Regions from separate parts of the Homo sapiens genome. Here region 1 is linked to region 2. A link is an interaction called in ENCODE POLR2A ChIA-PET data of the cell type or tissue named here. Cell type or tissue: Caco-2. All regions are shown on one strand. Links, peaks and the distances in the headings refer to the core of each region. The heading gives the core; the rest is flanking DNA. Region 1 holds the start of AKAP12 (A-kinase anchoring protein 12). Region 2 overlaps MTHFD1L (methylenetetrahydrofolate dehydrogenase (NADP+ dependent) 1 like).

What was found. Peaks named below come from ENCODE experiments on the same cell type or tissue, not always from the same donor. Only the 100,000 strongest peaks of a DNase experiment are listed, where the experiment ranks them.
Region 1: POLR2A ChIA-PET joins it to region 2 with 14 read pairs; 5 of 35 experiments call an interaction of 5 or more read pairs at or near these places.

Annotation. Positions count from the first base shown.
Region 1 is chr6:151,238,988-151,241,891 of GRCh38, forward strand. AKAP12 (A-kinase anchoring protein 12) reads left to right here and starts at 980. Exons shown (of 5, transcript NM_005100.4): 1 at 980-1,072; 2 at 1,397-1,737. The coding sequence starts at 1,576. RefSeq lists enhancers at 783-1,292, 1,370-1,947. In Caco-2, for the core only: no CTCF peak of the experiment used is centred there; a DNase peak (open chromatin) is centred at 1,274.
Region 2 is chr6:151,099,677-151,102,580 of GRCh38, forward strand. It overlaps MTHFD1L (methylenetetrahydrofolate dehydrogenase (NADP+ dependent) 1 like), which reads left to right. Exons shown (of 28, transcript NM_015440.5): 28 at 1,850-2,211. All of the region lies in intron 3 of LOC124901432 (a long non-coding RNA gene), which reads right to left. It also overlaps the pseudogene RPL32P16. Among named protein-coding and RNA genes, the nearest start is that of MIR12131, 1.5 kb to the right of the region's middle. In Caco-2, for the core only: no CTCF peak of the experiment used is centred there; no DNase peak of the experiment used is centred there.

The DNA.
Region 1 (2,904 bases), core at 193-2,692, 140 kb after region 2:
TAGGCATGAAACATCCTAGTGCTGAACTACTGCTTACACCCTTTCTACAAAATTGTACTAAATCTGAGTATGAGATATTTATCTGGAATTTGGTGTGAATATTCCGAAAGTTTCTTCCTTCTTTCTTTCTTTTTTTTTTTTGACAGAATCTTGCTCTGTCGACTAGGATGGAGTGCAGAGGCACAGTCATAGCTCACTGCAGCCTCGAATTCCTGGGCTGAAGTCATCCTTCTACCCCAGCGTCCCCAGCCTCCTGAGTAGCTAGGACTACAGGTGCACCACTGCGCCTGGCTAATTTTTTTATTTTTTGTAGAGACAAGGTCTCGCTATGTTAACCAGGCTGGTTTCTTCATTCTTAATGGAGATTCAAAGTATTTGTGAAAACTGGGGCACTCGGTTGCTAGTTACAACTGGAATAAATTTTGTCTTTCAGCCCCAAAGCCTTAATGCTTTGCGCCAAGCAATCCAGCTACAAATTTAATTTAGTTCAAATACTTATTGATTGGCTGCCATGCTCATGTAATACATATTATATTCAAGGGTCGGAAATGAAAGGATGCAAGCCACTTGTGCTGGTATTATTTAAAGTCTTCATCTTTTGAGAAAGGCTGACGGCAAAGGAACAGATCTATGCTGTCATGTGTCGGCATCGCGCGGAGCAGAGGTGGCCTGGATGGGTAACTTCCAGCACAGGCCCTCAAAGAAGGACGGGCACATTTCCGGTAACAGCCTCATTTCCCCCCGTTCCCCGGGGGAAGGGGGGCGGCTAGCACTGCTGATGGCATCGCCTGACATCACTTGTTCCGGAGGATAGGAGAGCGTGGGCCTGCGTGGCCCACCTCATCCGTGGCCTGACTGCGTTAACCTCTCGGTTCCCTGCTCTTGCCACGTGAGGTGCCCAAATATGGTCGGACTCAGGAGGAGCCAGGGAGCGCTTGCCTTTCTCCTGCTAATGGGGAGGAGGCTGGAACAAATGTTTGGAGTTAAACACAATCTGCAGGAAAGCAAATGGGGACTCGGACTCGCTCCTGGGCGAGCTGAAAGTCGGCTGCAGCAGAAGCTCCTGCCTTGGGTGATCCATCATTTAATAAACCCCAGAGAATCCAGTGTCCCCGGCAGGCTTTTTGCTCCCCTGCTCTCTTGCCTTCTGAGGCCCTGGGTCGTCCCCGCAGCTCTAGTCGCCCTGTTAGAAACGGGAGGCGCCCGAGGGCCGGGTGGGCGGCTGCCTGGACCTGGGCTGGCGCGTCGCAGCGCCTCTGGTCCCGGCAGCCTGGGGGCAGATGCTGCTGCAGGGCGTGTCTGGGGCTGTGCTCATGTGATGAAGCGAGGGAAAAACCGGGGGGAGGGGGGCGGAGGCTAAGAGGTGGCCTTTTTTTTTTTTTCCTTTTCTTTTAAGGAGTTTGCCGCGAGCGCGTCTCCTTCATTCGCAGGCTGGGCGCGTTCGCAGTCGGCTGGCGGCGAAGGAAGGCGCTCTCGGGACCTCGCGGGCGCGCGTCTTTTGGCTCTTGCCCCTGTCCCTGCGGCTTGGGGAAGGCGTAACCCGGCGGCTAGGCGCGGGAGAAGTGCGGAGGAGCCATGGGCGCCGGGAGCTCCACCGAGCAGCGCAGCCCGGAGCAGCCGCCCGAGGGGAGCTCCACGCCGGCTGAGCCCGAGCCCAGCGGCGGCGGCCCCTCGGCCGAGGCGGCGCCAGACACCACCGCGGACCCCGCCATCGCTGCCTCGGACCCCGCCACCAAGGTACGGGCGTGCCGGGCCACCTGCGCCGGGAGGCGCGGGTCTTTGGGGGTGGGGGTGGGGGTGGGGGGGTCCCTCCGATTTCCGCCGAGAGAACTTCCCAGCCCATCCAGCCGCATCTGCAAACTCAGGAGTGCGAACCCCTCTTTGGAGGCTTTTCAGGGTCTTTCGCGCCGGGGCGGGGCCAGAGCAGCGGCGAGCGCGGCGGGGGGCTTGCATCTTTGTCGCGGGTCTCCAGGGGAGGCGACTGCGCCATGCGCAATAATAAAACCCGCGCCCTGCCCACGGCGGCTGAGCCTTTCTGCGCACTCTTCCGGTGGGAGCCATGCAGCCCGAGGCGGAGGAGCTGCGCGGAGGGGGATCCGTGGAGAATGGACCCCGGGCCGGGCCTCCGGAGCTCCGAGATGCGGAAAGTCAGCTGTGAGGCCAGGACTCGTGGTGGAGCCCGCCGGGGAGCCCAGCCACCCTCGGGTTCCCCGTCGCGTACCGCCCTGGATGCCAGCGGTGCCTGGAGCGAGCGGGTTTGGTACCCAGTCCTCCTGCGGCAGCGGCCCGAGCAGGCACCGCCTTCCCGAGGCAGAGAAAGCCTGGGGTGTAGCTCGCTCAGAGCCAGGAAAAACCTGGGCAGGCGCTGCGTTTCCAGAAGGAATGACAGGTTTCGCAAACCAGCCAGCGCCCTCGCGTTCGCTCAGCGCTTTGCCTGCAGACTCAGTTGGCCAAACACACGCTAGAGTGGCTAGAAGTTCTCAAAGGATGGGGTCAGTGTAACGAGCATTCCGGGTACTCTTCCCTGGACGCAGTGCTGAAACGACTGCATTTTATCGGCTTCAGTCTTCAAGGCTGGAATATTTCTTGTGGGCCAGGACAGCCGCCAAGACTGTGGCTTGTTCTGGTCGTGGTATTTTAGATCTATTTTCCAGCGCATGTGTTCATTAGCAAGGCTTCACTCTACTGATTTTGTGATACCCTTGTATCACAAAGGTACCCTTGTGATACCTTGTAGAAAGATGTGGATAACCATGTTTAATAGTTAAATTTGCGGTATGTCAAATTTGAGGATAGAGTACGTGAGTTATCGCAGGAGGTGTAGATGTTTACAATATGCAAAAAAAAAAAAAAAAAGGAACCTACAACCATGACCTAATTGCCTTGACCTCCTTAGCTGCCCTA
Region 2 (2,904 bases), core at 202-2,701:
TCCAGATCTTGATGCCCAACACTGGTTATGGGAGCAACAAAAAAACAAAGCACATGCTGCCCAGTGGCTTCCGGAAGTTCCTGGTCCACAACGTCAAGGAGCTGGAAGTGCTGCTGATGTGCAACAATCGTACTTGTGCCGAGATCGCTCACAATGTTTCCTCCAAGAACCGCAAAGCCATCGTGGAAAGAGCTGCCCAACTGGCCATCACAGTCACCAACCCCAGTGCCAGGCTGTGCAGCGAAGAAAATGAGTAGACAGCTCGTGTGCACATTTTCTGTTTAAATAAATGTAAAAACAGCCATCTGGCATCTTCCTTTAAAAAAAAAGAAAAGAAAGAAATATTTTCTTTCTTTTCTTTTTTTTTTTTTTTTTGAGACGCAGTCTCGCTCTGTCACCCAGGCTGAAGTGCAGTGGCACGATCTCGGCTCACTGCAAGCTCCGCCTCCCGGGTTCACGCCATTCTCCTGCCTCAACCTCCAGAGTAGCTGGGACTACAGGCACCTGCCACCACGCCCAGCTAATTTTTTTGTATTTTTTTAATAGACACGGGGTTTCACCGTGTTAGACAGGATGGTCTTGATCTCCTGACCTCGTGATCCACCCGTGAGCCACCGCGCCTGGCCTGAAATATTTTATTTTTGTTCATCTTTGTTGTGCTTATAATACTCCTGTTTTCTGTTTATTCCCCTGACTTGAACCAGATGTTAGGGGAGTATTTGAAGCTCCTCGTTCCCTCTCTTCATCAATATCTTCTGTCTAGAAACTAACCAAGCACCTTATCTGGCTCCAGACCTCTCAGTGATCTGTGGGAGGCCAACTCGCAGGATTTCAGCAGAGTTTGCACTTTCTAGGCCTAAAAGATAAGTCCTTCCATGTGTAAGTTCAGATTAAAGGCAACATATTGCATTTACATTTTAGAGAGGTGAACACATTATTTTCTGGGACTTAAGTGTTGTTTTGTTTCTTTTTTTTTTTTTTAATGTAGTTTATTTCTCTTTCTAAGAGATTACAGGATTCAAGAATGGCAATGAATCTTAATAGCCTTTGGGAGAAAGCAGCAAAGCTTTAATACTAAGTTCCAGGACCATGAACTTCCATGTTGTCCTAAATGCATTTTTCAAACATTGCTTTCTGTGCCTACTCTATAAAACCTAAAAATCCAAGGTGACAGTATTCCTTATCTAAAATCCTAAACAAGGCTGGGCGTGGTGGTTCATACCTGTAATCCCAGCACTTTGGGAGGACAAGGCAGGCGGATCACTTGAGCCCAGGAGTTCAAGACCAGCCTGGCCAACGTGGTGAAACCTCGTCTTTACTAAAAATACAAAAATTAGCCGGGCATGGTGGTGCACACTTGTAATCCCAGCTACTCCGGAGGCTGTGGCGGGAGGATTGCTTGAACCCGGGAGACGGAGGTTGCAGTGAGCCGAGATCTCGCCACTACACTCCAGCCTGGGCGACAAAGTGAGACTCTGTCTCAAAAAATTAAAAAAAAATTTTTTTAAATCCTAAATATTCTCATTCCACAGGATCCTGCAAACTGTAGATCCCAAACTTGGAAGTTCTGGGAATTCTGCCAGTATCCCCAAGTAAATCTCTTGGGAAGTTTAGAATGCTGCATGGCGTAGCTGTGCCTGCTCTTATAGAGTGGTGCAGACTCTGCTTCTCCACGTCTGCTAAGTAAAATATTCCAAACACAGATCAGCCTTATCTAGCGAACCATCACTCTGCTCTTGAATTTTCTTTTGGCCTCAAACTCTAGAGCTATAACATGTTAACGGTTTAACACCAGAGGAGAAAGCTATTCTTAAACTACTCAAACATGGTTTTTTTTTCTATTTTTCAGACTCCTGAAACAGACTACTCTTTGCCTTTTTGCTGCAGTTGGAGAAGAAACTGAATTTGAAAAATGTCTGTTATGCAATGCTGGAGACATGGTGAAATAGGCCAAAGATTTCTTCTTCGTTCAAGATGAATTCTGTTCACAGTGGAGTATGGTGTTCGGCAAAAGGACCTCCACCAAGACTGAAAGAAACTAATTTATTTCTGTTTCTGTGGAGTTTCCATTATTTCTACTGCTTACACTTTAGAATGTTTATTTTATGGGGACTAAGGGATTAGGAGTGTGAACTAAAAGGTAACATTTTCCACTCTCAAGTTTTCTACTTTGTCTTTGAACTGAAAATAAACATGGATCTAGAAAACCAACCAGCAAGTTTTCAGTGCCAGATAAAACTCTGCGCTCTAGAGGTAACTCCTCATGGGAGGCAGCTAGGAGTGTTACCTGACACCAGTTTCCTAGAAAACTGTGACAAGCAAAGCAATAACACACGTCGAGAAATATCTGATCAAGCGGGAAATCTTCTGACTGTCGGGGATCTCTAGTAAGATCTCTTGGAATGAAGTGCACTGTGTATCCAAAACTATTTTCCAGCGCCAGTGAAGTTGCTCTTACCTAAAACAAATGGGTTTATGCTAGTTTCCACCAAGGAATGAGTCTCGATGGCCATTAAACTTTCTAAGGCCCACAGGGCTAGGAAAAGTCGCTCTTAAAGGTCAGGTGTTTGGAAAATGTTTTTCCTTTTGCCCAACCCTTAATTAGTAGTAGAGAATGTTCTGTGGCCTATTCCCCTCTCTGGGAGTTCCTGACCCTTCTTTGTTTTCCAGTTTTTCCTACAATAATATAAAATTACGTAAAAGTTAAAACAAAACCAAGGATTCAGGAAGAAACAAGCAGTGATTGTCCTCTAGGCAGCGTAAGGAAAATAGTCACCATAAATATCTTAGATGCCCCCCAGGCACATCCTGCAGGATCTTTTCTGCATCCTCTTGTCCTACACCCTCCAGTGACCCTGCTCAGCCATTGCTCAGCCCATAATGCACCTTTATGCACAATTTGTC